Linked DNA regions of Homo sapiens: regions 1, 3, 4, 5, 6 and 7 are each linked to region 2. A link is a loop called in an ENCODE intact Hi-C map of the cell type or tissue named here. Cell type or tissue: PC-9. All regions are shown on one strand.

Evidence for each region. Hi-C counts contacts between places; a loop is a spot of excess contacts. Peaks named below come from ENCODE experiments on the same cell type or tissue, not always from the same donor. Only the 100,000 strongest peaks of a DNase experiment are listed, where the experiment ranks them.
Region 1: a loop joins it to region 2, with 7 times the contacts of the local background. A loop is called at or near these places in 8 of 110 quality-filtered maps.
Region 3: it touches region 2 in a loop (11-fold over the local background); 7 of 110 quality-filtered maps call a loop at or near these places.
Region 4: a loop joins it to region 2, with 11 times the contacts of the local background. A loop is called at or near these places in 56 of 110 quality-filtered maps.
Region 5: a loop joins it to region 2, with 7 times the contacts of the local background. A loop is called at or near these places in 38 of 110 quality-filtered maps.
Region 6: a loop joins it to region 2, with 30 times the contacts of the local background. A loop is called at or near these places in 2 of 110 quality-filtered maps.
Region 7: a loop joins it to region 2, with 10 times the contacts of the local background. A loop is called at or near these places in 86 of 110 quality-filtered maps.

Annotation. Positions count from the first base shown.
Region 1 is chr5:159,771,209-159,775,208 of GRCh38, reverse strand. No RefSeq gene overlaps it. Among named protein-coding and RNA genes, the nearest start is that of LINC01847, 98 kb to the left of the region's middle. RefSeq lists enhancers at 222-729, 1,407-1,496, 1,145-1,657, 1,607-1,736, 1,658-2,172 and a silencer at 1,907-1,956. In PC-9, a CTCF peak has its summit at 1,899; a DNase peak (open chromatin) is centred at 1,708; H3K4me3 peaks cover 1,113 bases; H3K27ac peaks cover 1,634 bases.
Region 2 is chr5:159,985,602-159,989,601 of GRCh38, reverse strand. It overlaps a transcript of ADRA1B not described here. Among named protein-coding and RNA genes, the nearest start is that of TTC1, 22 kb to the left of the region's middle. In PC-9, CTCF peaks have their summits at 1,855 and 2,060 (motif pointing right); DNase peaks (open chromatin) are centred at 2,121 and 2,461; H3K4me3 peaks cover 1,057 bases; H3K27ac peaks cover 774 bases.
Region 3 is chr5:159,579,341-159,583,340 of GRCh38, reverse strand. It overlaps LOC105377684 (a long non-coding RNA gene), which reads right to left. Exons shown (of 20, transcript XR_941139.3): 13 at 2,906-3,027. Among named protein-coding and RNA genes, the nearest start is that of LINC01845, 120 kb to the right of the region's middle. In PC-9, a CTCF peak has its summit at 1,825; DNase peaks (open chromatin) are centred at 130, 1,250 and 1,650; H3K4me3 peaks cover 829 bases; H3K27ac peaks cover 2,600 bases.
Region 4 is chr5:159,284,487-159,288,486 of GRCh38, reverse strand. It overlaps UBLCP1 (ubiquitin like domain containing CTD phosphatase 1), which reads right to left. Exons shown (of 11, transcript NM_145049.5): 11 at 2,451-3,583. The coding sequence ends at 3,556. Among named protein-coding and RNA genes, the nearest start is that of UBLCP1, 23 kb to the right of the region's middle. In PC-9, CTCF peaks have their summits at 1,630 and 1,856 (motif pointing left); no DNase peak of the experiment used is centred here.
Region 5 is chr5:159,329,258-159,333,257 of GRCh38, reverse strand. IL12B (interleukin 12B) reads left to right here and starts at 2,771. Exons shown (of 8, transcript NM_002187.3): 1 at 2,771-2,826. It overlaps IL12B-AS1 (IL12B antisense RNA 1), which reads right to left and starts at 1,740. Exons shown (of 5, transcript NR_037889.1): 1 at 1,218-1,740; 2 at 255-476. In PC-9, CTCF peaks have their summits at 1,536 and 1,735 (motif pointing left); no DNase peak of the experiment used is centred here; H3K4me3 peaks cover 989 bases; H3K27me3 peaks cover 1,110 bases.
Region 6 is chr5:160,389,134-160,393,133 of GRCh38, reverse strand. No RefSeq gene overlaps it. Among named protein-coding and RNA genes, the nearest start is that of FAM200C, 8.9 kb to the left of the region's middle. In PC-9, CTCF peaks have their summits at 1,634 and 1,834 (motif pointing right); no DNase peak of the experiment used is centred here.
Region 7 is chr5:159,443,106-159,447,105 of GRCh38, reverse strand. No RefSeq gene overlaps it. Among named protein-coding and RNA genes, the nearest start is that of LINC01845, 21 kb to the left of the region's middle. In PC-9, a CTCF peak has its summit at 2,444 (motif pointing left); a DNase peak (open chromatin) is centred at 2,435.

The sequences.
Region 1 (4,000 bases), 210 kb after region 2:
AGTGGTACCATGTCTGTTATTGCCCTCCAATGAATTTCTAGTGCCTATCACAGCACCTGGCACACAGTAAATACTCAGTACATATTGTAGAATAATTACATGAATTCCGTTTTTCGGTTGCCAGCACCAATGGATAGAAGAAGCTTCTTTAAAGACCAGGGCTGTGCCTCCTTTTCACATGGAGCTCATTGAAGGCCACTTCGCCCATACCCCAGACCCTAGAAGAAGCTTACTGCATTAGCCCTAGTCTTGCAAATGGCTCTCTGGCCTTTCAAGAGGATCCGTGAAGGGCCTGGGTGAGGCGCTATGGCATCCATGCCTCTTCCTAGTTGTTCTCCTTTCCTCTTCTGCAGAAACTCTATCAACCAGGGACAGCCTGAATGCCTCCTTCACCAGGAAGCTCTCCCTGATCTTCCTTTCCCACCAGTAGGGCATTCATTCTGCCGGCTTTGTTACCAATAGAACTGATTTCCCTCTGTCCTTGTAAATGCAGCTGGCTATTGTCTGAGCTGTTAGCTCGTTTGCCCTCTGGCTAAGTCGCTAGCCCTCAAACAGGTGCCTGGGGTGAACCCGCTCCCAGCTTCCTGTTTTCCACTTTTCCTCCTTTGCCCCCATTGCTGCAGGTATACTGAATGCTTTTCAGTTTTTCAAACCCGTCATGATCTCTGGCACTTCTGGGGTTAGGCACATGCTGTTCTCTCTGAGTGAAACTCTCTTCCCGAACCTCCTCTCCATATGCTTAACTTCCAATTAGCTTCCCAGCCTTGGCTTCAAAGTTACTGCCACCTGGAAACCTTCTTTGATTGCCTAGGTTAGGCTGGGTGCTCCTTCGCTGTATTGCGTGTGCCTCCAGCCCCCTAATGTAGCGTTTCTCACACCTTGTTTACCCGTCTTCCCTGCTAGAACGTGCGCTCCATGAGAGCTGGGACAGGTCAGTGTTACCTCGCTCACCTGGCACATGGTAGGTGCTTACTAACTACTTGGTGAATGCACAAAAAATAAATTAAGGCTGCCTTAGTCACCTTTGTAACCCTCTGTCTCCTCTGCCATTGTTCTCTGCACACAGCAGAGCTCGAAAATATTTGTCGGGTGGAAGGGGATGGAATTGAGTCCCCCCAGGTAAATGCTTCTGGACATATCTCAGAAAGAGTGCTATACGGTGAGCTCCTCGCAGCGGGACCACTCTTGTCCATCTCTGTAGCACCAGCACAGGCCTGGGCACACGGCAGGGATTCCACAGTGCTGCCACATTACTATTTTATTGGGTATACTGAGAGCTCTGCCACCGCTGGCAAGCCCCTTTCTCTCTCTGGCCTTAGTATCCCCATTGTAAAGCAGGGATAATCACGTGACCTGCCTTCAGGGCTGTTTTGAGGGTTAAGTGAATTATGACCTTAGCACATGTAGTAGAGCGATGAGTATGAGCTATTGCTCTCCCCTTTGTCACCTGCCACATCACATCTGTTTTTTTTTTTTCTTCCGGGCAAGGGCTGGCTTTGAGCGCCAAGCTGTGGAACCCAGGCCGGTAGCAGCCGAGGCGCAGGCCCCAGGTCTCTCCGGTTCCCGCCCGACCCCGCGCCACGGTCCTCGCCGTTTTGCTTTCGAGACACACCTGGCTGCTGCCGCGCGCCCCGGGCGCAGCCGCCCTTGGCCTGGCGCCCCCGCCTTTTTGCGGCCGGCGCTCGTGGAAGTTTCCGCGGCCGGTGGTGAGTCACTGCCCTTTTTTTAGCAGCCGCGGTGGATGTGCATCATAATTCACCCAGGCTCCCGAGAGCCCGGCTGCTGCCGCCGCCGCCGCCGCAGACGTCAATGCAGACGAGCCCGGCGCTCGGCCCGGTGCGAGGGAGGAGACCCAGGTCCGCGCCGCTAGGCCGCTGCCCCGCTGAACAGCCGCGCGACGCCCTCCCCGCGAGCTAGGGGCGGAGGGCGCTGCGGAGCGCGCCCAGGAAGCTCACCCCTCGGGGGCGCCTTGGAGCCGAGGAAGGGCAGGCTGTGAAGACAGAGCGGGAGAAAAGCCAGGAAGCAGGCATCTGGGCGTCCGTCCACCCCTCATTCAGTCACCTGCTCTACCGTTAGCCATTCAGGCTCTCACACTAAGTCACTTAAGACCCCTCTCTTTCATCCATCCACCCACCCACCCATCCACCCGTTCGATCATTCATCCACCCGTCCACTCTTCTGCCAACCACCTACCGGCCTTCCTATTCAGGCATTTGACATACTAAGTTACTTAAGGTCCCCTCTATCCACCTGTCCATAGCACACATTTATTTACATCCCATCTCTCTACCTGTCTCAGTTCATCTATCCATCCATTCATCTATCCATCCATCCATCCATCCACCCACACCCTCACTCGTTTAAATTAGTATCTGTTATGCTGGATACTGGGAACACACAGATAATTAGGGCAGCATCTCAACCTGACTCTCTCAGAATTAAAGAAATAGGAGCGATAGAATTCTATTACAGTAGGATAAGAACTGTAGTAATAGTAATTAGAGTAATATAAAATAGTAATAATGTAGGCTAATGATAGTAACCCTATTACAGTAGGATAATAATAGTAATAGTAGCAGCTAATATTTATTGAGCATTTATTGCTAAGCAGTGTCCTTAGCTTTCCATATGTATATCTCATTGGAGACTTACACCAGCCCTGGGAGGTAGGTGCCATTATTATACCCAATTTTCAGGTGAAAGAAACAGAGGCTCACAGAAGTTGGAAAAGTCCAGTGCTTACATAGCTATTAAATGACCAAAATGGTTAGAAGCCAGTGCTTCTTGCTAATGTCCTGGCTGGCATTTGTTACCTGTAGAGGTTAGCATGTTAAAAGGAGTTCAGTTGGATCAGTTATGCCATCTCTCTGAGCCTTGCTTTTCTGTAAAAATAGGGACACCATTTAGGGATAAATGTGTACTGTATATTAGGCCTTGCATCCATTTGCAAGGACTGAAGTGTCTGAAAAACTTATTACCCACCAAGATTAGAGAATAAGAATAGGGTATGGAGAAAATGAGATGTGCCTATTATTATTATTATTATTGTTATTATTTTAATTTTATTATTACTATACTTTTAGGGTACATGTGCACAATGTGCAGGTTAGTTACATATGTATACATGTGCCATGCTGGTGTGCTGCACCCATTAACTCGTCATTTAGCATTAGGTATATCTCCTAATGCTATCCCTCCCCCCTCCCCCCACCCCACAACAGTCCCCAGAATGTGATGTTCCCCTTCCTGTGTCCATGTGTTCTCATTGTTCAATTCCCACCTATGAGTGAGAACATGCAGTGTTTGGTTTTTTGTCCTTGTGATAGTTTACTGAGAATGATGGTTTCCAATTTCATCCATGTCCCTACAAAGGACATGAACTCATCATTTTTTATGGCTGCATAGTATTCCATGGTGTAGATGTGCCACATTTTCTTAATCCAGTCTATCATTGTTGGACATTTGGGTTGGTTCCAAGTCTTTGCTATTGTGAATGGTGCCGCAATAAACATACGTGTGCATGTGTCTTTATAGCAGCATGATTTATAGTCCTTTGGGTATATACCCAGTAATGGGATGGCTGGGTCAAATGGTATTTCTAGTTCTAGATCCCTGAGGAATTGCCACACTGACTTCCACAATGGTTGAACTAGTTTACAGTCCCATCAACAGTGTAAAAGTGTGCCTATTTCTCCACATCCTCTCCAGCACCTGTTGTTTCCTGACTTTTTAATGATTGCCATTCTAACTGGTGTGAGATGGTATCTCATTGTGGTTTTGATTTGCATTTCTCTGATGGCCAGTGATGGTGAGCATTTTTTCATGTGTTTTTTGGTTGCATAAATGTCTTCTTTTGAGAAGTGTCTGTTCATGTCCTTCGCCCACTTTTTGATGGGGTAGTTTGTTTTTTTCTTGTAAATTTGTTTGAGTTCATTGTAGATTCTTGATATTAGCCCTTTGTCAGATGAGTAGGTTGTGAAAATTTTCTCCCATTTTGTAG
Region 2 (4,000 bases):
GAAAATATGTAAATGTCCAATAAGCACATGAAAAGATGCTCCACATCACTAATGATTAGGGAAATGCAAATCAGAATCTCTGTGAGGTATCATCTCACACCCATTAGAGTGCTTACTATAAAACAAACACCAGAGTGCGGTGGCTCACGCCTGTAATCCCAGCACTTTGGGAGGCCTAGGCGGGTGGATCACGAGGTCAGGAGATCGAGACCATCCTGGCTAACACAGTGAAACCCCGTCTCTACTAAAAAACAAAAAATTAGCCAAGCGTGGTGGTGGGAACCTGTAGTCCCAGCTACTCGGGAGGCTGAGGCAGGAGAATGTTGTGAACCCAGGAGGCAGAGGTTGCAGTGAGCCGAGATCACACTACTGCACTCCAGCCTGGGCGACAGAGCGAGACTCCATCTCAAAAACAAACAAACAAACAAAGAAACAAAAAAACCAAACACCAGAAAAATAACAAAGTTGGTGAAGAGGTGGTGAAAATTGGAACCCCTGTGCACTGTTGGTGGGAATGTAAAATGTGCAGCCACTGTGGAAAACAGTATTGGAGTTCCTCAAAAAAATCCATTTCTAGGCATATATCCAAAAGAATTGAAAGCAGTGTCTGGAAGAGATATTTATATGCCCATCCTCATAGCAGCATTATTCACAATAGCCAAAAGGTAGAAAGCAGCCCAAATGGCCATCAATGTATGGCCTCAAGTAATCCTCCTGTTTTAGTCTCCTGAGTAGCTAGGAATATAGGTGCATATCACCAAACCTGGCTAATTTTTAAAATTTTTTTTGTAGAGATGGGGTCTTGCTATGTTGTCCAGGCTGGTCTCAAGTTCCTGGGCTCAAGTGATCCTCCCATTCAGCCTCCTAAACTGTTGGGATTGCAGGCATGCACCACCATGCCCGGCCACAGATGTAATTTGAATTTTATCTCCCTAACTAGTTCTGAAACTCTCTAGGAAAGAGACTCAGGTGTAGACGTACCTCTATGGCATGGGTGAGTTCAGTAAATCTACTTCTGTAGTGTCAGTTGGACTTTCTGTCTCTTGGTTGTCTCCTCCTGGAGAGGGGAAGGGCCAGTGATACAGAGAATCTCAGCATTGTAAAGGACTGTGGTCTCTTACCACTTTTAGAGTCTGACACCTGCTGAGATGCATATTAGCTTCCTAAAGCTGCTGTAACAAAGCATTACAAAATAGTGGCATAAAGCAACAAACATATTGATTCTCTTGCAGTTCTGGAGGTCAGAAGTCTACAGTCAGTTTTACTGGGCTAAAGTCAAGGTGTCAGCAGTGGGATTCTTTCCCGAGGCTCCTGGGGAGAAGCTGTTTCCTTGACCTTTCAAGCTTTCAGAGTCTGCCCACATCCTTTGGCTCACGGCCTCCTTTCCCCATCTTCAAAGTCTCCCATCTTCAAAGTCAGCAGTGTGGCATCTTAAAATGTCCGTCCCTTTGTTCTCCTGCTTCTGTTGTCACATTGTCTTCTGTCTGTTTCCTTTTGTGTTCCTCTTATAAGACCCCTTGTGATATCAGGCCCACCAGGATAATCCAGGCTAATCCCCCCATCTCACGATCCTTAACTTGATTAGATCTGCAAAGTCCCCTTTGCCATAACGGGTAACATTCACAGGTTCCAGGGATTAGGATGTGAACATATTTTGGGCGGCCGGCCGAGGGGGGGCATTCTTCAGCCTACCACAAAGACTACAAAGTCCACGAGGAGAAGCGACACGTCTGCTTGATCACTACTTACCACCAATGGCTTGCACATTGCCTGGCACTTGGTCCATAGACCATATAAAATTAGTCAGACTCATGAAAAGTGTGCACCCCTTTTCCAGAAAAATATTACATTGTTTATAGCATTTTAGAGAGCTCCCAGATTCCCTGAAGCCAGCGCACGGACCCCAGGTTAAAGCATTCCTAACCTAGAATTCTAGAATATCTGACTGCATCTATGAAGGAATAAGGGAAGTGCCGCAGGGCCGCACCAGCTGAATTGCCAAGCAGCCTCGTTTCTTTGCACTCCTGTCGCTTAGGCGCGTTGGCCAGCGGGTGGCGCGCGGGTCCACCTCAACGCCGAGCTTGCCCCACGTCAAGCACCTGCTCAGGGGAAAGGGGCGTGGAGCGGGCTCGGTCACTGCAGTGTCTAAAGAGCTGCTTCCCAGTCTCTGCACGTAAGGAGGAAGGATGCCCCGCTCCAGGCGGCGAGGAAAGGCCCCAGGAGGCTTCGTCTTCTTTGCTGCGCTCTGCTGGAGACGCCGCGGCGCCGGCCCGCTGAGCCCGCAGGAGAGACCCGCGCACCTGGGCGCCCCCGCCGCAGGAGGATCGGAGCTCCTGGCAACGGCAGAAAACACAGAAACCCGAAGGCAAATATTTACGGGCCTGCAGAGGAAGAAACTGAAACCTCTACGCGTGATTTAAAAGGCATGATAACAACTGCTGTTTGGTTTCTGGAACCGGGCTCGTCCAGCTTCTTACAACACCGTCCTTTAGCCCGTAGGCCCGGCTCCCCCGCCGCTGGGGGCAGGGTGTGGACGTTAACCACCTGGGAAGTGACGGGTCGATGACAAGCTTACTTTCTCTGGAGCCATCCTGGGTTCTAGGGACCCTTAAGGCAGAGGGCAGGTAGAAGTTACACCTGGAAGCAGCACCATCAGAGATTGGGAAAGAGAGGAAGCTGCTTTTCCAACTCGGTGTTTAGCAAAGTGGACCCTGTTAAGACAGTAGGCGCCGTTGAGGGGGGAGTAAAACCTAGCCCTTACCCGGCAATGTAAGCTGGATCACCCATGCCCCTGGAATTACGATGGGGCTAACGTCTCCAAAAACCCATCGTAAAGTGGATAGATCGTAAATCGAGCCCTCCTGAGTCACTGACCATCTGTGCAATGCTTCTCAATATCTGGTCCATGGACCAACTGTATCATTTCTTTAAAACGCAGATTACTGGGTCTTATTTCTATCTGCTAAATCCGTTAGACGGGGCTGGAGGTGACTGTGAGTCGGTATTTTTAATCAGCTCACTGAGTGATTCTTCTCCTCTCTGAGTTTGAGAATCACAGCTCCAGCTCTTGGTACTAAAAGCTGTCGGTTCAAATAAAAGAGCCAGCCTCAGAGCACACACCTCTTTTCCAAGATGACTCTCTCTAGTCTCACAAGTCAGAGGGTGCAAATTAGGTCACGTGAGTGTGAATAATCAATATTTTCTGTCTAGGTTGGATATACTGGCTTACACCTGTAATCCCAGTGCTTTGGGAGGCCAAGGCAGGAGGATCACTTGAGGCCAGTAGTTTGAGATATGCCTAGGCAACATAGTGGGGCTCTGTCTCTACAAATTTTAAAGATTAGAAGATCATGGTGGCATGCACCTGTAGTCCCAGCTACTTGGGAGGCCGAGGTGAGAGGATCCCTTGAGCCAGGAGTTCGAGGCTGCAGTGAACTATGACTGTGTCACTGCATACCAGCCTGGGTGAGCATTGTCTCTTAAAAGAAAATCTGTCTATTAGTCCTCACCTGTGAAACTCAGGCCCTCTTAAAAAGGCTCCCTAGATATTTCTGGGGGCCCTGTGGGTTCCTTTCTTCCCACCACCTTCTTAATAACTGCTTTCAGCAAGTTGCATTAAAGAGTAGTCACTGCTGCTGATGCTTCTGGTGCTTCTGTGAGCTCTCCTTCTCCTTCAGGGCTATGCTATGTCCCAGCCCTCCCAAAGTTGCAAAGCCTCAAGGGCTAGACGGAACTCTCTTCCCTTCAGGTCCCACAGTGCCTTGTTCCAAGCAGAATGCTCCTCTTCGCAATGCAGGATCAGGCTTTGTCACCAGGTCCCAGAGGCAGCACTGCTTGGCCTCTCAGTGATCCAGAGTCCTTTGAGGAAAGAGTTTCTTCCAAGATTATTTCCAGTCCTTTTCCAGACCCTTTGGTGTGCTGGTAAATAGCTCTACAAAAAAGAAAAGAAAAAGGAGCCCTGATGTGTAGTGTTTGTCAATTTCTGTGGTGTACATATTCC
Region 3 (4,000 bases), 410 kb after region 2:
AAAACATACTCTGGAATAAGACTATACCCAATTCTCCTTATGAATGGAATTTCTCTACATGCTAAAATTTATTTGTAACTTTAAGATCAACACTCATGGCACATTTGTGGTCACTTGCAGGTATTCTTAGAGCAGCAAAAAATTTGAGTCACTCAACACAAGCATTCCTAGCTGAGGTGGGACAACAAAGTGACACTCTGCTTTTTTCATTTCAGCTCTCAGCCTGAGAACAAGTGTCTCTTTTGTGGTCTATTTAGTGCCCCATTTTTTCTCATTTTTATGCTTCATGATGGTGATTTTGTTGTTTAAAATGGTCCCAAAGCATAGTGCTAAAGTGATCCTAAGTAGAAGGCTGCTGTGTGCCTTACAGACAAAATATATGCGTAAGAGAAGCATCATTTGGGGATGAGTCACAGTGCTGTTGCTATAAGTTCAGTGTTAATGAATCAAAAGTGTATATTGAATAAGATATCTTTAAACAAAACATAATTAAAACAAGGTTATATATTGATCAGAGGCTCAAAGGAATCTAACCCTGTGTTTCCTGTAGGAGCAACTGTTTAGTACTTGTTAATTCAGTGCTCACAGCCACTTTATAGAACATAACTGCCACAAATAATGAGAACTGACTGTGTTTGCGTAAAATCAACTCCACCACTTGCCCAGCTGTGCCATCCTGGGAAAGCTTCTTAACCTCTCTGTGTTTTATCTTTATTAAGAGAAAAACAGGGATACCATAGGACCTACAGCCAAGGGCTTTGGGGAGGATAAACTGTGATGTTCCTGGTACAGCAACTGGCACACAGCAAATGCTTAATAAATAGGAGATATTATTATAATTATTATTGTCTGAGTTCAGTTTCTTCATGATCATAGCAAATTTTCCGGAAGTGTACTTTCTTCTATTCTGGGACAGTATCTGGTGCAGAGTAGGCACTTATGAAAGATATATTAAATGAAATAAGAATTCTCTGATCATATTAGGTGGAAGATCAAAAGCTGGAAGAAAGCAAGTTCCTCTGTTCCTGGTCTCTGGGTTTGATATTACCATTGTGGCTGGCAGGGGTGGGAGGGCGTGAAACATTATAAAAACTCTCTCATTAGAACCCACATCAAGACACTAAATCCATAGCATTGACAGACTGTTGACTCACCTCCCCCTGGAACCCAGAGAATGCCCAGCAGATGGAAATGTACCCAAGACGAAGAAGCCGTGGTATTTTCCCCATGTCACCAGGCGTGAAGCCAGAAGTGGATTTGGCAGTAGTATACAATGGGATTAATCATCTGTAAATAAGTCACCTACGTTGCCTTGGAGATGATTTTTTCATCTCTAAATGCCAAGTCATCACCATAAGAACTGAGGTGTGACATCCGTACGGCCTCTGGGCTTGGTATCTGACCTTGCATTTGCAAGTTGCTCTTCAAGCTGTCTTTCCTCAAAATGGAAAGCATTTGGGAGCTGTCCACTACAGACTATCTCAGGGAGAGTGTGTAGGTGGATTTCAGGGGCTACAACCATTAGTCCTCTCTTAGGAAGCCAGAAGTTATGCAGGAGGGTTATTGGTGGCACAGCTAAAGGAGAGTGTGCATTGTATCCTGTTTCTTCATGGCATCCTGATGAAGCTGTGTGACTCAGAACCAGTTAATTTCTCTGAGATTTAGTTGTCCTCATTTGTGAAATAGCATCTATTTTGCAAAGCCTATGGAAACTGACCCAGATGAAGGAGAAACTTAAGCATATTCTTGGTGGAGTCATATCGCCACCTACCCCTTCTTCTCAGGGTTTAGTAATAGCTACTAACAATAGCTAACTTTAATTGAGCACTTATCTTGTCCCAGACATTATCTCATCTACTCTCCCCTTAACACTATTGTTATTTCCATTGAACAGATGAAGGAACTGAGACACGGAGATGTGAAGTAATGTTTCCAAAGTCACATAGCTAACAAGTCGGGGAGCGGGAATTTATCCCCAGCCTATCTGACTCCAGAGTCTGTGCTAACGTCTAGCAGCTTCCCTTAAAGATATCTGTATTTTAACAAGGGCATCTTGGAGACAACAAGATACATGCTGGAATTTCAGGTGGAACATTCGGCTAGTGAGAAAGACATCTGCAGAAAACAGGCCCTGCAGCACGCCTTACCCATGATTATCTTCCTCTACTTGAGAGCTGACCACAGTGCAATCAAACTAGAACTCAGGGTTGAGAGCTGACCGCCTAAAGTGGGATTGGAAAATTAAACTCACTCATTATTTCTTCCTTCTTAAATAAAGGACTATGATTAATTTGGTGTATTGAGCTGTGATTAACTCTGAGACTTTAGGGTCTCAGAGTTTACGGGGCTGAAGTGCAAGGGCAGACGCCCCCCAAATTCCACAGACCCTCTCCCACTCCCCAGCTTTATTTTTCAGCATCTGCTGGGCCTTGTCACTACTCTTCCCAACAATTTCTGAGCTAGCTATAAAAATCTCCCATTTTACAGACAAGAAAGTGAAGGCAGAGCAGTTACATGACCTAACAAGATAGAAAACAACTAATAGATATAACTGGGATTCATATCCAAGGGTGCCTGGCTTCAACATCAGACCTCCCTTTCCCGACATGGTCACCCCAGAAGGCTTCCCTGATGCTGCAAACCTAGGCCTTGTGCCAAAAGGCTTCATGAGTCTGGCTGCTACTAGGTGGCAGCTGAAACTGTGGAGTGTGCGGTGTGGCTGTGGAGTGTGGCAGGTGATGGGTGTGCCACAAAAAACAAAATCCTCTCTGGAGACAGACAGAAGATGTGGCCTGGAACACCAGCTCACATGTATTAGGGGCTTAATGTGACTCGGGTTGTAAGTTACCTTTTATCACACCAAGGAGAAATGGAACTCGAAAGATTCTTGTGCCAGAATTCCTACCTTGGATGTCAACCACAGTTTTGAAGAATGTTTCTTATTCACGTCAAAAAGGTCAACTTGTAGGCCAGCACCACAAAAATCCCTTCAAACATGGAATATCTTTCAAGCATTAATACCTTGAGCTGGAAGCAATAGAGATTTTTTTTGTTTTATTTTAAGACATAGGACAGATTCTGACACCCAACCCTAGAGCAATTTGGTGCCTATTGAACCAAAAATGGCTGCAGCAGCACGCACTGGTGCAAGTATAAATTGAAATAACATTCTGGAGGACAATTTAGCAATATGGATCAAAGAGATTAAACATGTGTGTAGTCTTTTATCCAGCCATTCTGCTTTTAGGATTGTAGTCTAAGGAAACAATGAGATATATGCACAAATGAATTCATCACAGCATTATTTTTATTTTATTTTATTTTTTCCATAAGTTATTTGGGTACAGGTGGTGTTTGGTTACATGAGTAAGTTCTTTAGTGGTGATTTGTGAGATTTTGGTGCACCCATCACCCGAGCGGTACACACCACACTATATTTGTAGTCTCTTATCCCTTGCTCCCCTCCCACCCTTTCCCCCAAGTCCCCAAAGTCCATTGTATCATTCTTATGCCTTTGCATCCTTGTAGCTTAGCTCTCACGTAACAGTGAGAACATATGATGTTTGCTTTGCCATTCCTGAGTTACTTAACTTAGAATAATAGTCTCCAATGTCATCCAGGTCACTGCAAATGCTGTCAATTCATTCCTTTTTATGGCTGCATAGTATTCCATTGTGTGTGTGTGTGTGTGTGTGTGTGTGTGTGTGTATGTATATGTATGCGTATATATATGTTTATATATGTGTGTATATACATATATGTTTATATATGTGTGTGTGTATATATATGTGTGTGTGTATATATATATATATATATATATATATATATATATATATACAGTTTCTTTATTCATTCGTCGACTGATGGGCATTTGGGTTGCTTCCACGATTTTGCTATTGTGAATTGTGCCACTATAAACATGCCTGTGCAAGTGTCTTTTTCAAATAATGACTTCTTTTCCTCTGGGTAGATACCCAGTAGTGGGATTGCTGGATCAAAT
Region 4 (4,000 bases), 700 kb after region 2:
TTTATGGAAACATCATTAAAGCTTAGCAGTCTTTGTTTTTGATATTTTTAAGGTTTTGTTTCTACTGTTTACAAATGTTCTTAAAAGCTGTAAGTTCAGCTTTTAAAGCTTTTTGGAAGCAAACCAGCATTTTAATGAGTAACAGTTCATATCAGGAAATATCCTTATGTTTGCATTTAAGTGCTTGCTTACTTCCAAAGTGTTTTTACGAAATTATTAATGTGGGAGGTGTGCAAGATTTTAAACACTTTACATGGAAGCTCATTGACATTACTAGATAACTGACACCATTTTTAGCCCTACAGGATGCTTCGTATTGATTTCAGTTCTTATAAGGCACTAATTTCTCAGAAGTCTTTGCTAAATCTATGAAACTGATTACAAAAAGATTCTCTTAAGATTTAAACACTAAGCACTCTGAAGAGATGCCTGCAATCCCAGGATCACTGCAGCATTATTTACAATAGCCAAGATATAGAAAAAAACAAAGTACTTATCAAGGGATGAATGGATTTTTAAAATATGGTGTATATATATATGAATACTATTCAGCCTTAAAAAACTCAGGAAATTCTGTCATTTGTGACATGAATGAAGCTAAAGGACATTATGCTAAATGAAATAAGCCAGGTACAGAGAGACACAATACTATCTCACTTATACGTAGAAATCTAAAAAGTCAAACTCACAGAAGCAGAGAGTAAAAGCGGTTACCAGAGGTTGGGGAGGGCGGTGGTGGTGGATGGGGAAAGATGAGATGTTGGTCAAAGAGTACAAAGTTTCAGTTTAATAAGAGGAATACATTCTGGTGATCTATTGCACAGCATAGTGACTACAGTTAATAATAACGTATACTTCAAAACAGCTAAAAAAGAGGATTTAAAATGTTTTCACTACCAGGAAATGATAAATATTTGAGGTGAATATGCTAATTAGCCTGATTCAATCATTCCACATTGGATATATGTATCAAAACACTATATTGTACCCCATAAACAACTGTCAATTAAAAATTTAAAATATTCAGATGTCTCACCAAGACTCACGTAGCAAAACTAAATCTTTACATAAATATCTAAGCATTTAATCTTCACAGACATTTCTTGGGCTAGTTCATAAGAAGATTGAATTTTGATGTAAAATACTTCATTGGAGACCATAACAGTTCGTCCCTTGAGAGAGCTCTGTTGAGTACTTGGGATGAGAAAACTCAACCGTTTATTATTCATGTTTTATTACCATTCTGACCACCCAATTGTTATTAATACCTAAAAACCAAGCAATAACCTAAAATGCAACTAATCTGCGTTTTTTTGCATATCCTTTTTTCCCAGTCCCTATCCTGTAGTTCCTCTTCCTCTCAAGGAACTATTTTACTTTCCATGAATAAAAAATAAGTTTCAGTTGCTTACTGTAACAACCTGTTTTTCCATTCCTTACCTTTTACACTGAAGAGCTGCTATAGGTATCATTAGTCCAATAACTGATTTCGGTAACAAAGACCTGAGGGGAAATTAGAAACTTCCCTCTGAATCAAAGATTTACTGATGTTCTGTAGTTTTTAGGCTAAATATACTTCGTATAATACTGTTTTAATGCTTAACACATGTATCTGATAAAAATAATTTGTGGTTTCACCAAAATATGCATCCAAATTAAGTGATCTATTGATTCAATTGTGTGTGCCACACACATAGATATATAGAGATGGAGCTGTTCAATAAGCCATGAGATGCAGAAGACAAATGAAAACTCCCACACTCTATAATGGTATTAATCACATATAGCACGTTATCTCAACAAGCTCAATGACAATGTTCTCCGGAGTGGCTTAATTAAGCACAGCAGCTAAGAAGCTTTGGTTTGGGCACCACCTAATGGCAGAATATGTTTTTGTAAAATTCTACTTTGCTCCCTGTGATTTGCTAACTTTTGTATTTTAGTTTATACTGATTTCGAAAATGTCTGCCCGTTCTTGACCTATGTTAATAGTTTAAGTGTTCCATTTTCTTGAGAAGATTAAGCCCTTTCCGTGCGTACTTTGGAATAAGTTGTCTTTTACAGTGGGAAAAATGTACCAATGAAAAATGAATACTCTAAAATTTCTGTTCTATCCTTAAATATTTAAATTTTACTTCATAATTAAGAAATATATTTTAATTGAATCACTTTAGAGTCCTCAAACTCTTCTGCACTGTATATCCTCAAAACCTGTCACAAAGAAAATAGTATATATTTCTGAAAAAAGGTACTTATTAGAATTAAGTAATTTTATGTATCTGATTAGCTGCTAAAACTACTCCTGAATGTATAAATAGTGATATACACACCTTTAACATCACCATACACATTTAAGTTTTTGCAAGAGATCCTTGCCTGAATATAATGTTCATTTTGTCATTCAACAAAGAGGTAAAATATATGTGGTAATATAGAACAGATAACGAATGTTTTAAGAAAAGATATTTATTATTTACACCACTGAAATTAGTCCTGTAAGAACAATATACACCATGTTTCTTTAAAAGGATCAATTCCTTTCAAATACAAGAACTGTATAAAGCAATATTGTCAACACAAAACAGTGGTCACATTACGTATCTGCAGGCTTAAGCATTGCAAATAATATATTTTTTTAATCTTATGGCTAGATATTTTCACTGAAACAGTGTTAGCACTTAGACAAGATATAGCTGGAACAGAACAAAAACTTTTTGTTCATGCTTTTTAGGAATGAATCAGTGATATGTCCCTTTTAAAAATTTATTGCCTTTAACTGCTTTTATGACAATGGTTTTAGGAAGATTCTACTTAGCCACCAAAAAGAGACTCATTCTTGTTCCTTAGTTTTTATTCTTCAGTCTTCTGTTTCTCATACTAAGACACAGCTGTGTCAAGACTGACATTTTCCAGCTTTACTTGGACATGTACACACATACAGGCCTAACTGAGACCGCTCAGAATTTAGAAATGTAACTAGTGGCATACAGAAGAGAAATTGTGTCTATGACAAAGAAATAAAAAATTCTTGGTAATTTTAAGCATAGCAAACTAGGTTCTTTAATTAAAAAGTTTTTTTTTGTTTTTTTTTTTGGTTTGTTTTTAAAGGGAAAAGTACTAGTTTCAACATGGGTTTGGTTTTAGATTTAGTCAGACAATAACACAATGAGACAAAAACACAAAACATAACTTGTTTCCAAAGTCACAAAATGACATTGTTGAGTATACATTTTTCTCCACTTTGTGTGTGTGTGTGTGTGTGTGTGTGTGTGTGTGTGTGTGTGTGTGTGGTGGGAGGGTGGGGTGGTCAGTAACCAACGCTGGAGAAAATATTTTTCAAGCGTAACAGAATATTCATATAGGGGACAAGCATTTTTTAGCATATTGCTATCATCTTCAAAAAATATAAAATTAAATTTACAAAAAACTGGAAGACCAAGTATAAGCAGTATGGTATTTGCTTCAGTGTCCAGCACTATCATAATGATTTCTAGCATAAAAGCAAGAAGTTCTTGGATCTTAAGTATCTTCAATAACTGCCAGTATAACTTGTAACTACTGTCCTTGCTTCTTTGAGAGATATCTGCAAGAAATAAAATAAAGATGTCAAAGCTGTATCATGCTAAATTCATGAAGATAACCTAACTTTGCTCCCAAAGGAGTTTGTTCTAATGACAAAACATTTCAAGATGAGTATTCTTAATAGTCACTTACATCTACTGATTATGTGCACGCACAGTTCTAAGTACATGTATTAATTCATTTAGTCTTCACAACAGCTCTGAGGAGTTACTATTAGAATTATTCCTATTTTACAGGCACAAAGAGGTTAAGCAATTTGCCCAAATTCACACAGCTAGAAAGTGGAAGAGCCTAGATTCAAAACAAGGCTCCAGAGGTCATACTCATTGACTACCACTCCATACTGCCTTACTTCCAATGTGAAAGTCACTATATTAACTAGTATTGTAACTTCCAAATACAGATCAAACTCCATAAA
Region 5 (4,000 bases), 660 kb after region 2:
GCATTTGGCTCATATTACCAGAATGCTGGCTGGCCATGTACAGCCTGTCTCCGAGAGAGGCTCTAATGTGGCCCCCACATTAGAACAACCTGCCAATGACCACATTAGAACCTCCATTGTTAAAATGCAGGTTCCTGAGCCCCATCCCAGATCTGAATCACAATCTCCAAGCATCAGCCCCAAGAACCTGAATTTTGTTGTTACATGCAGATAAAGTACGAGAACCACTTCCTCCATGGGTGAACTGAACTTACCAAAATAGTCAGTCCCGAGGGGCAGAGATGGCGTAGGTGCCAGTTCTTCTTTCTCATCCTAGATGCTCAGAGTCAAATTCTTGGCTCAGCAATAGACAAGTGATTTCACTGTGGGAAGACAATTCAGAGCCCTGTTCCAGGCTCCTCACATTGATTCTCTCTGTCTTCTTCCACTCCTCTTTGTCATCTTTGATGTCCCCTTGTGAGCTACGAAAAGACTTTCTGGGACACGACAGGATAAAAAAATAAATAAGTGCAAGCAGCCATTCATTAAACGTTTAGCCAGGATGCTGCTTTAACTGCATCCCATCATATCTCATTAATCTTCACACCAGTCCTGAGATCAGGTACTATTATTAACCCGATTTTACAGATGTGAGGAACTGAGGCTTAACGAAGGTAAGTAACTTGCAGGTGCGGGTATCCAGCTCTCTAACTCCAGAGCCCATGCTCTTAAAACCCTATTACTTGTCCCTGGTGGAGGTGAACACTGGGGGCCCTTTCATATAGGACTAGCCCTCGGGCTGCAATCTGAGCGGAAAAGGGAGGATGAGGGCATACTTCGAAGCTTCTTTTGCATAACTGGCGCTGGATTTTTACTGAGACTTTACGTTACAGTTTTTTTTTTTTAATTTTCAAGGTGCTTTTACGAACACATGAATAAAATATTTGTGTCATTTTGAACCTTACTTGTCTTATTTTATGCATGTATTTATTTATGGGGGGGCACAAGGACTCATCTGTGGTGGTGCAGCCACTGTAAATAAATTAGTGAAACTACTTCACGTCAATTTCTGTTCAGTACACTTTAGTGATGGATCGGAGGAAATTAATACATGTTTACAAAAAGCCCCTCCCCCAGTTGTTACATATGCCTCAGAGATACCAGTTGTGAAAAGTGCAGGTGCACTTACACACATACGCACACACACCCCACAAATGGTATCATACGAAAAAACATACCTGCAATCTGCTTTGTCCACTTAATTGTATATCTTGGATACAGAACTTGTTTCACTGGAAGGCTAAAAGGCAAAGTCTGGGGAGGCCTAGAGGACACAGGGGATGGGAGGAGGCGCTCTGAGCTGGATGTAAGGTCTCCACCCACGGCCAGAGCACAAGGTCGGATAACCAGTGGGCCTGCCGGCTTGGCTGCCTGGGCCCTCCCCTGCCGAGACAAACGGCTGGAGGGAGGAAGTGTGCGGCTGGGAAGCTCCGCTGCTCTGGCCCGGGTTTCCCATTTCCCCCTTCCCGCGCTGAGACGGCGAGGAAAGTTAGCCCGGAAATCTGCGCCCGCCTAAAACCCGGCCTGGTCCCAGCCACCGCCCCAGGAACTTCCCCCACCGCAGGGGCGGAGGTCGAGAGCAGGGATGGAGAAGTGGACCTGCGCGGGTGGACTCCGGGGCGCGGGTGGACTCCGGGGCGCGGGGGGACTCCGAGGAGCGGGTGGACTGTGGGGCGCGGGTACCGTCTCGCAGCGACCTCTGTCGGCGGCTCTGGGGATGGCCCGCATCTGTCTGCGTGTACCTGGTATACGTGCAGGTACATGTTCCTGTTCACGTGCAGACTGGGCGGGGGATGGGGGGGTCCACACCGGTGTACACCTTTGCATACCTCTTAGCAACTTGAAATTCCACCACGAGAGATATCTTTATTCCGCTATTCCTGTGCATCTGCACGGAGCCCCTAGGGCCATAGATTTGTGTGCAAATGAAATGAGGATGTAGTCTGGGTGCCCAAGGGGGGGTGCCTTGAGTGTGGTTGTCTGTATGCCTCCCTGAGGGTATTTCACTTTCTGCTCCCATCCGCCCCTATGAGCGAGTACCTATGAGCACAGGATGTGCACATATTTGAGTCTTATTAGTGGTACACGCAGTTTTATCATCTCCCCAGGTCTGTGTCTGTATGAAATGTGCATGGGTGTGTGTGTGCACGCGTGTGTTCCCACTCGGGGAATGTGGGGAGAGGTGCATGGAGCCAAGATGGGTGGTAAATAGTATGTTTCTGAAATTAAAGGACTAATGTGGAGGAAGGCGCCCCAGATGTACTAAACCCTTTGCCCTTCATCTCATCCTCTCTGACTTGGGAAGAACCAGGATTTTGTTTTTAAGCCCTTGGGCATACAGTTGTTCCATCCCGACATGAACTCAGCCTCCCGTCTGACCGCCCCTTGGCCTTCCTTCTTCCTCGATCTGTGGAACCCAGGGAATCTGCCTAGTGCTGTCTCCAAGCACCTTGGCCATGATGTAAACCCAGAGAAATTAGCATCTCCATCTCCTTCCTTATTCCCCACCCAAAAGTCATTTCCTCTTAGTTCATTACCTGGGATTTTGATGTCTATGTTCCCTCCTCGTTATTGATACACACACAGAGAGAGACAAACAAAAAAGGAACTTCTTGAAATTCCCCCAGAAGGTTTTGAGAGTTGTTTTCAATGTTGCAACAAGTCAGTTTCTAGTTTAAGTTTCCATCAGAAAGGAGTAGAGTATATAAGTTCCAGTACCAGCAACAGCAGCAGAAGAAACAACATCTGTTTCAGGGCCATTGGACTCTCCGTCCTGCCCAGAGCAAGGTAAGCACTTCCCAAGCCCCTACCTCCCTCCCCTCCCTGTGGGCCTGCAGCTGTCCAGGTGTAGAAACCGTTAGTGTGCTACCCCAGCAGCTGGCAGGAGGGAGTTGGTGGATTCCTGGAAGCATCCCTGGTGAGTCATCTGCTGGAACATTAGTGAAAACTTAGTACTCTAGGGACCGATGTACAGTGTCCATTTTAAAAGCCACCTAATAATAACTGTATAGCAAGATCTGTGTGTATGCATAGTTTGTGGAAATGTTTGTTTTATCTTATTTTGAAGTGGTGTGTATTGATGTATAAAAGTATATTCCTAAATGTTAATGCCCATCAGTTAAAGGATTGTATAGAGCTAAAGTGAGTGGTGCCTGCCTTACTATTGAAATTTTTAAAAAGCCTTTCGTGCATTCCTTAAAGTAATTGGATTCATAATTATAATAATGTTACAAATCAGACTTGCTCCCATATTTGTGATGGTCTTGGTCGTCAGTTGTGATATCAACCAAAATGACAGCTGGGATCCCCATTCTTGTGGATTAACTAACTTTGGCCCCAGTTAAAAAATGAAAAGCTATTATTGCTTCCTAAAGAGTTTTTAAATCTGTGAGAAGGGGGAAAAAAAGGTTTTTTTACTTGCCCAGGTAAAATTGTGTGCAACAACAATGTCATTTTAACAAAGGGATTACTAAACCCCAGGTGATGACCCACTTTTTCAAACAAGGAATTGCAAGATACTAGATGGAATGTGGGTAACCTCTTAGAGTTTAGTTTACTGGAATCTGAAATTGTATGATTTCCGTACATTCCTTCATGCTACTAATAAGTCATGGAATCCCTCTGTGCTGGACTCTGGGGGTAAAGTGCAAAACAAGATAGACATGATCCATGGCATAAGAGAGTTCACTCAGTGTGGCAGAGAAGACAAACAGTAAAGAAGAGACTGTATTGTTGCCATTGTAGTAAATGCTGTGGAAGGAGGGGAGCAAATAGTGGGTCCTGACTTCATCTAGGCACCATGACACTTCACGTGAATTATGTCACTAACTCCTTACCACAGTAGCATGCCCATTTTATAGATCAGGAGTGTGGGGCTTAAAGGGGCCAAGTGACTCACCCAGAGTCACACAGTTCTAGAAGTCTGCCTGGCCCTCAAACTAGGGATCTTTGCATGTGCCAC
Region 6 (4,000 bases), 400 kb before region 2:
CTTTAAATTACTTCAGAACTCCAAGTTATCAAGGCTGCTGAAAAGGAGATTCCTGAGCCTTACCCTAGAGATTGTGATTAGTAGGCCTGTGATAAGGTCAAGGATCCTCATTCATAACCAGCTTTCCAGACTGTTCTGATGGATTCTTGGATTCTTGGGTCCTCTGGGTTCAATTTTTCCTATACTTATTTTTCCTTTACCCTAATTTTGTCACTTATATTACATCTTATATGTATTTTTCTAAGTTCAAAATGTCAGAGTATAAATCATAAATAAATTGACATGAAATCAATGGAGTAATTCAAGACCATCAAAAAATTCCCCATGGGAATCTAACTTAGCACACTTTTTCTGGATGATAATTTGGCAAAATATTTTTTAATTTAAATAAATTTTCATTTCTATTTTTAAACATTAATATTTTATCAAAGTACTACATGCTCAAGGCTGGGAAAAAATGATATAGAGAGTCCTATAAGGAAAAGCCACAATCCCCTTCCTGCCCAATTACCCATTTCTTCTGTAATTTCTTGTGGTTCCACCCACATCTCTTAAGTAGTATGTTCATACCATGACATATAGCAGTTGAATCAGCTTTAAAAGTTATATATTGACTCCCCTAGATAATATGTAAGGATTGAATTTATAAAATATCCATCTCCTACTACTCTCAATTTTTTATTATTATTACACTAATGTTAGTCTCTTTGTTGGTTATTTATAGCCCTTTGATTAAGAATTTTTCCTCTATAAATTTATCATGTGGAAAGAATCAGGAATGTCCAAAAGTTTTACTTATAAGGTGGCTAATCAGAACACTTTTATAATACTGAAAAATAAAAAATAAACCTGAAGGGAAATGGAACCTGACTACCAAATTTAGATGCCACATTAGTACGCAAATCAAAGTTTATATTTTATCAGTAAGTATAAATACACACCTTTTTTCACTGAAAAATGTAGTAACAGAATATAGGTCCTAATTTTCCTATTACAATCTAACATCAAAGACAGAAAAATTTCCAAAGCTAATATGGAAATCTAGATGTGTAGGCCAGGTGCGGTGGCTCATGCCTGTAATCCCAGCACTTTGGGAGGCCAAGGTGGGCGGATCACTAGGTCAGGAGTTCGAAATCAGCCTGGCTAAAATGGTGAAACCCCACCTCTACTAAAAATACAAAAATTAGCCAGGCATGGTGACATGCGCCTATAATCCCAGCTACTCAGGAGGCTGAGACGGAAGAATTGCTTGAACCCAGGAGACACAGGTTGCAGTGAGCTGAGATTGTGCCACTGCACCCCAGCCTAGGTGACAGAGTGAGACTCCATCTCAAAAAAAAAAAAAAAATCTAGATGTGTGTATATAAAGTTTAATCTGTATGCAATTCTAAAGTTAGGAAGGAGGTAGGAATAGGGACATGGGCATGTATGAAACCTAGGATTTAATAGTATGATAGAAGGACCAGGATTAAATGACCTTTGATAGCCAGTCTTTCATTAGGTCTTAGACTAAATTAGTTATTGCTGCTCTGAAACAAAAACTCAAAGGACATTTTTAAGGAAATGGCTAACTAGGATTTTTATTCATTTTCAAATTCTACAACAATTTTATTTTCTCCTGATCAAATGAAAGAGCTGCAGTGTTTGCTAAAATGAAGGAATTTCAATTTTTTTTAGTTTAAAAATGTCCCACAGTGGTACATATATTGGAATTTTTAGTCATGTGTTGGTTTCTTTTTTCCCAAAGAAGAGATAATTACTTTTCTTATGTTTTATTTTAGAGTCATTGATAAATTTTGAAAAGGAGTAAAATAGAATAAAAACATAATCTTCATGACCAGCAGATGTCACTCTCTGTATAGGTTTGAATGAGAAAGCAACTTTACTCACATTACAGATTTTGCCAAATAGCTGATTTTAAACATCTCTAGAAAAGGTACTAGTGGCTCAAATTTAAAATTCCTTACCTGAGCCTCTGTGGACTGAAAACTGGCAGGCAGAACTCTGTTGGAGCCGGTAACCATGAGACTGCAAGAAATCACTGGGAAACCCAGGTGGGAAAGAAAATATCAATGACTTTTTCTGTAATACAAGCGTGTGCATTTTTGACATCCTCACTGTTTGTCTAAGCCACCAAAAACTGCTGAAAGTTAGTAAATAATAGGTCAGCATTTTCAGGCATGAGCCAATGGGAAGCAAAACCAAATAGACTTACACTTTTTTTTTTTTTTTTTTTTTTTTTGAAGCAGAGTCTTGCTCTGTCGCCCAGGCCGGAGTTCAGTGGCGCCGTCTTGGCTCGCTGCAAGCTCCGCCTCCTGGGTTCATGCCATTCTCCTGCCTCAGCCTCCTGAGTAGCTGGGACTACAGGCACCCGCCACCACGCCCAGCTAATTTTTTTGTATTTTTAGTAGAGAGGGGGTTTCACCATGTTAGCCAGGATGGTCTCGATCTGACCTCGTGATCCACCCGCCTCGACCTCCCAAAGTGCTGGGGTTACAGGCATGTGCCCCCGCACCCGGCTAACTTATACTTTTAAAGAGTGAACTTGATGATACTTGAATTATATCTCAATTTTTTTTTTTTTTTTTTTTTTGAGACGGAGTTTCATTCTGTCACCCAGGCTGGAGTGCAGTGGTGTGATCGTGATCTCGGCTCACTGCAACCTCCACTCCCGGGTTCAAGAGATTCTCCTGTCTCAGCCTCCCAAGTAGCTGGGATTACAGATGCCCACCACTGCGTCCAGCTAATTTTTGTATTTTTAGTAGAGATAGGGTTTCACCATATTGGCCAGGCTGGTCTCAAACTCCTAACCTCAAGTGATCCACCTGCCTTGGCCTCCCAAAGTGCTGGGATTACAAGCATGAGCCACTGCGCCCAGCCTCAATTTTTAAAAATAGACTCTGCGGCCGGGTGCAGTCGCTCACACCTGTAATCCCAGCACTTTGGGAAGCTGAGGCAGGAGGGCTGTTGAGGCCAGGAGTTCAAGACTAGCGTGAGCAACATATCAAGACCCCGTCTCTACAAAAAATAAAATTAGCTGGGCATGGTAGCACATGCCTGTAGTCCCAGCTACTCAAGAGACTGAGACAGGAAGTTTCCTTGAGCCCAAAAGGTTGAGGCTGAAGTAGGCCATGATGGTGCCACTGCACTCCAGCCTGGGTGACAGAGTGAGACCTTGTCTGAAAAAAAAAAAAAGGCTGGGCACAGTGGCTCACAGCTGTAATCCTGGCACTTTGGGAGGCCATGGCAGGAGGATCACTTGAGCCCAGGAGCTCAAGACCAGCCTGGCCAACAAAGTGACACCCTTTCTTTACAAAAATTAGCCCAGTGTGGTGGCATGCCCTCATAGTCCTAGCTACTTGGGAGGTTGAATTGGGAGGATCGCTTGAGCCCTGGAGGTGGAGGCTACAGTGAGCTGTGATTATGCCACTGCACTCCAGCCTGGGCAATAGAGACCCATATAAAAAAAAAAAAAAAAAGCTCTGGATAGTATACAGGTTTTTTTTTTTAGCACCAAATTATATCAAATACTATGAGCATGGCTTTAATATCTACCAGGCATTTAGAAACATCGAATATGAAGCTTTCAAAGTCTACGTTAATTTGAAGGGCAGTATAAGGTTATTGTGTGTTGTGATTTGTGCTTCTATGAATAAAGAGAGACCTTAGATTATTTTACTTTTGTTTTACAAATTTGCTGTAAATCTTATCATACTTCAGCAATGGATTGAGTCCTGTCTCAGCTACTGATTAGTTGTATAAACTTTGTAGTTCTTGGCGTATAGGAATCAAGAGATCTGACAGTCTGATCATCTTGTTTTGACCTGCTTAGCATTCATTCATTCACTTGCTTCTTTTAATAATAACACCCTGATTTTTCTTGAGGAACTATTTTCCCCCCACTATCAGTCCATATTACCCCCTACTGGCTAATTAGTTAGCTGTAGTACTTTTGCTGGAATTAATAGGAAAGATGCTATACATTCTAAACTAATAGGAT
Region 7 (4,000 bases), 540 kb after region 2:
CTAGGACCAAGGCAGTTTCTGGCCATAGAATGAAACCAGCCATGACTCCATTGATTCCAAAACCCACATAAACAGAACTACCAGGGGCCTGGGGTCCCTGCCCCCTGCAGGCAGAAGTTCTCAGGTTAACAAGAGCCTGAGGCCAGGACCTTGGCTGTGGTGGTGTTGGAGACACCCAGGGTCCACCAGCAACTGCTGCCTGGGGACAGACTGGAGGAGAGGTGGTGGCCTGGAGACTCTGAGGGCAGGTGGACGTGGCGCAGCATGAAGGGTCAGGATCTGGACTCCTGTGTTGATTCCACCAGCCCTGGTAAACCATTCAGAGCTCCTGAGCCTCACCTATAACCAGCTGCCTTGTGGGGCCATTAGGAGAAACAGGATGGGCTTCACAAGAGCCCATCTCTTCATCTGTCCCCTGCTCTTTTCCCCAAGAGAGGGGAATAGCACAGCAGTGAGCAGCCCAGGCTGGGAATGAATCCTCCATCTACCACTTGCTCACTACATGACCTCCCACAGGTTTCTAAACCAACCTTCTGCCTCAGTATTGTTTAAGGGTCTGGCACATGGTTAATGAACAGTTTTTATGAAATGTAAAAGAATGCAAGAGAGTAATCTGATCCCAAGGCGGGAGTGAGAAGAAAGCTGGGTGTGGCGCAAAGGTAGATTCTTACTGTTGGTGTCTTAGAACTTGAACATTGTCCTGTCCCCACTATTCTCCCCGCTACATTTCCAGGTCAGGGGCATATTGATGTGCAAACCTCTGGCATGGCTGGGCTGCTGGCCCTGGGATCCTCCGAGAAGCCGCAGGTACTAAAGCCTTTCTCTTAGTTGTGACTGAATTGAGATCCATATGTGCTCTCTACCCTGTGGAAGTGGAGTCAGAGAGATGGCAGTTTAAATTCCAGCCCTGCCACTTAGCTGTGTGACCTTGGCCAAATCAGTTACCCTCTCTGTGCCTCATTTTCCTAATGTGTAAAATGCAAATAATGATAGGTAGCACCCGCTCATATGGTGGCACATTACTGGATACATCCACATCCCCAAAACAAATGCCATGCTCTCCAGTCTCCTTGTCTTTGCATTTGGTCTTTCCTCTAATACTCTCTTCCCTCCTCATCTCTGTCTGCCAGAACCCAGACTAATCCTCAGGGCCCTGCTCAAATGACCCCACTTCTGGGAAGTGTCTCCAGGTGTTTCTATCGTGTGTGGCCTCCTCTTCCTTCTGGTATCCTGGACATACAACCTTTCTATGGAAGTCACCCTGGCATGGGGTGAATGATACACATATGTTATTCCTAGCCCCCTTCTTGACCATAAGGGTTGGAATCAGACCTGGGATTGACTCCAGCTTTGCCACTTAATAGCTGTGTGACCTTGGCTAGGTTACTTAAGTTCTCTGATCCTCAGTTTCCCCATCTGTAAAAAAGATGTAACAAAACACCTACCTCATAAGGTTTGTGGCAAGGATTAAGGGAGGTAATGCCTACAAAACCTTCAGCACAATGCTTAGCACATCGTATGTCCTTAATAGGAGTAATGATTATTAGCACTGAGTAGGTGCTGAGTCTGAAAGGCTTTCACTTGAAATTCATTCCTTAGGGGCCCCCTCCAATTCAGATAGCTTCCAAAATGCACATCTTGGGGTTAGTGATGGCCCCAGGGAGGGGCAACTGGTGAATTCTCAGTAAAGACTTAGCTGCTCTTTTGACATCAGAACTTTTGGTGCTTAATGGAACAGCAGAGAAGAGAAGACAAAGAAACAGAAGCTTGAAAGGAGTTCCAAGGAGACCCACATGTTCTGTGTTTAAACCTCAGGACAAACTTGCAATGTCACCATTGATGACCCTGAGATTCAGAAGAATTAAGTGACTTACTCAAGGCCTTACAACCAGTGGAGACATACCCAGATCACTTTTACTCTAGGGCTCATGGAGAGAAGAGGCGGTAGGTGGAGGAAGGGGAGAGAATGCTCATCCAGCAAGAGCACACACTCTCATTATACAGCAGGCAAAGCAATCTGTGGAAATGTATGGTCTTATTTATGGAAAATTAATTCAGCATACAACTTCATCATAATACCATTTCTCGAAACATTAACTCCCATCAATGTTGTAAAAGTCTGAGAAGCTACAAAATGTCTTTTTCTAAAACCTCCTATTATCTATAAACATCCACTTTTCAGGCCAACCAAGATTTCCCTCCTCTCCCGTTTGCCCTGTTGGTTTTAAGTCTAGAAAGGTCTGGAGTGGCTGTACGTGTTAATGGGGCTTGAGAAAGGTTCTCATCAGCCTGAAAGCCCAGGGGAAAGCAAAGCTCACTTTAACTGCTCTGTAAATTAGAGTCTCCCTTTTTGGTTTAAATCCACAGACACAGATGTCTTACCTTCACCAGTCCTAGAAACGGTGGTGAAGAATTCTTCTTTCTCTTGGCCGATATTGCCCTCTAGTGATCCAACTCTACTTGAAAAATAGAAAGAATCCATGAAATAGACAAATGACTCCTTCACACTCACTGGTTCACTCACTCACCTAGCCAGCCTTCCCGCCACTCACTTTCTCATCATTGGTTACAGGCCTATTAGGCACCAATCAACATGGATTCTGGGATGCCCTAGGTGTTGAATGATTCACCTGCAAAACCTAAGAGTCTGGAGAAAATGGCCCACATCTGCAATCCCAGCTCTGCCTCTTAAAGCCCCAAAGACCCTGGGAGTGGGAGTTAGTCCCCCAGGCTGGACCTGTTTCCTCACCATGGAGTAGAAATACCAACTTCTCCATCTTCAAAATATACAATATAACATGCATATCCTCTTAATCTTATCTTTTTTATTATTTGTAGAGATGGGGGTGGGGTCTTACTAGGTTATGTTGCCTGGGCTGGTCTCAAACTCCTGAGCTCAAGTGATCCTCCCACCTTGGTCTCCCAAAGTGCTGGGATTACAGGCATGAACCACTGCACCTAACCTTATCTTTATTTTATTTTCACAACCAACTCCTGGAGCACACTTAGATTTTTATCACAAAGAAAAAGCAGAGAAGCGCCAGGCACAGTGGCTCACGCCTGTAATCCCAGCACTTTAGGAGGCCGAGGCAGGCACATCATGAGGTCAGGAGTTGGAGACCAGCCTGATCAACATGGTGAAACACCATTGCTACTAAAAATACAAAAATTAGCCGGGTGTGGTGGCGCGCACCTGTAATCCCAGCTACTCAGGAGGCTGAGGTAGGAGAATCGCTTGAACCCGGGAGGCAGAGGTTGCAGTGAGCTGAGATCGCACCACGGCACTCCAGCCTGGGTGACAGAGCGAGGCTCCATCTTAAAAAAACAAAAACAAAAAGAAAAAGCAGAGAAGCTACTAGGTAAGCTCAGAAGCCTTAGGTTCAAATCCTGGTTCTGCCAGTTACCTACTTTGTTACCGTGGGCAAACTACTTAACCTCTCTCTGTCTCTTTTTTCCTGTCTGTAAAATGAATAGGATTGAGAACAGTTTAGGTTTGCAAACTTTGGTATAAGCAAAATTCCCTGGCAAGCTTATTAACAGGACAGACCCTCCTTCTCAAATTTAACAATCTGGAAAATCTGAAAATGGCCCTGGACCTTCTGAGCAGTTAACAAGCTGCCTAACAATACACAACAGCCACTGAGAGCAAGTGCGGTTGAGCCAGCGCACCGGTCCTCAAACTTGGCTGCACATTGAAATCAGCTGGGGAGCTTGAAAATGCTGACGGCCCCTCACACACCCCCACTAGATTCTGACATAACTAGTCCAAAGTAAAGCCTGGCATTGGGATTTTTAAGAATTGCTGGAGCAATTCCCCTGTGAAGCCAGGGCTGAAACCCCACTTCCTTAGCCCAATGCCAAAAAAACTTAATAAATGTTGAAAGAAGTCCTACCAATACATCCACATCATGACTCAAACACTATGCTTTTATTCAACACTAACAACAAAATAGTAAGCCTCTATCAGGTGCCAGGCACTGAAGATAGAGCCATCATCAAG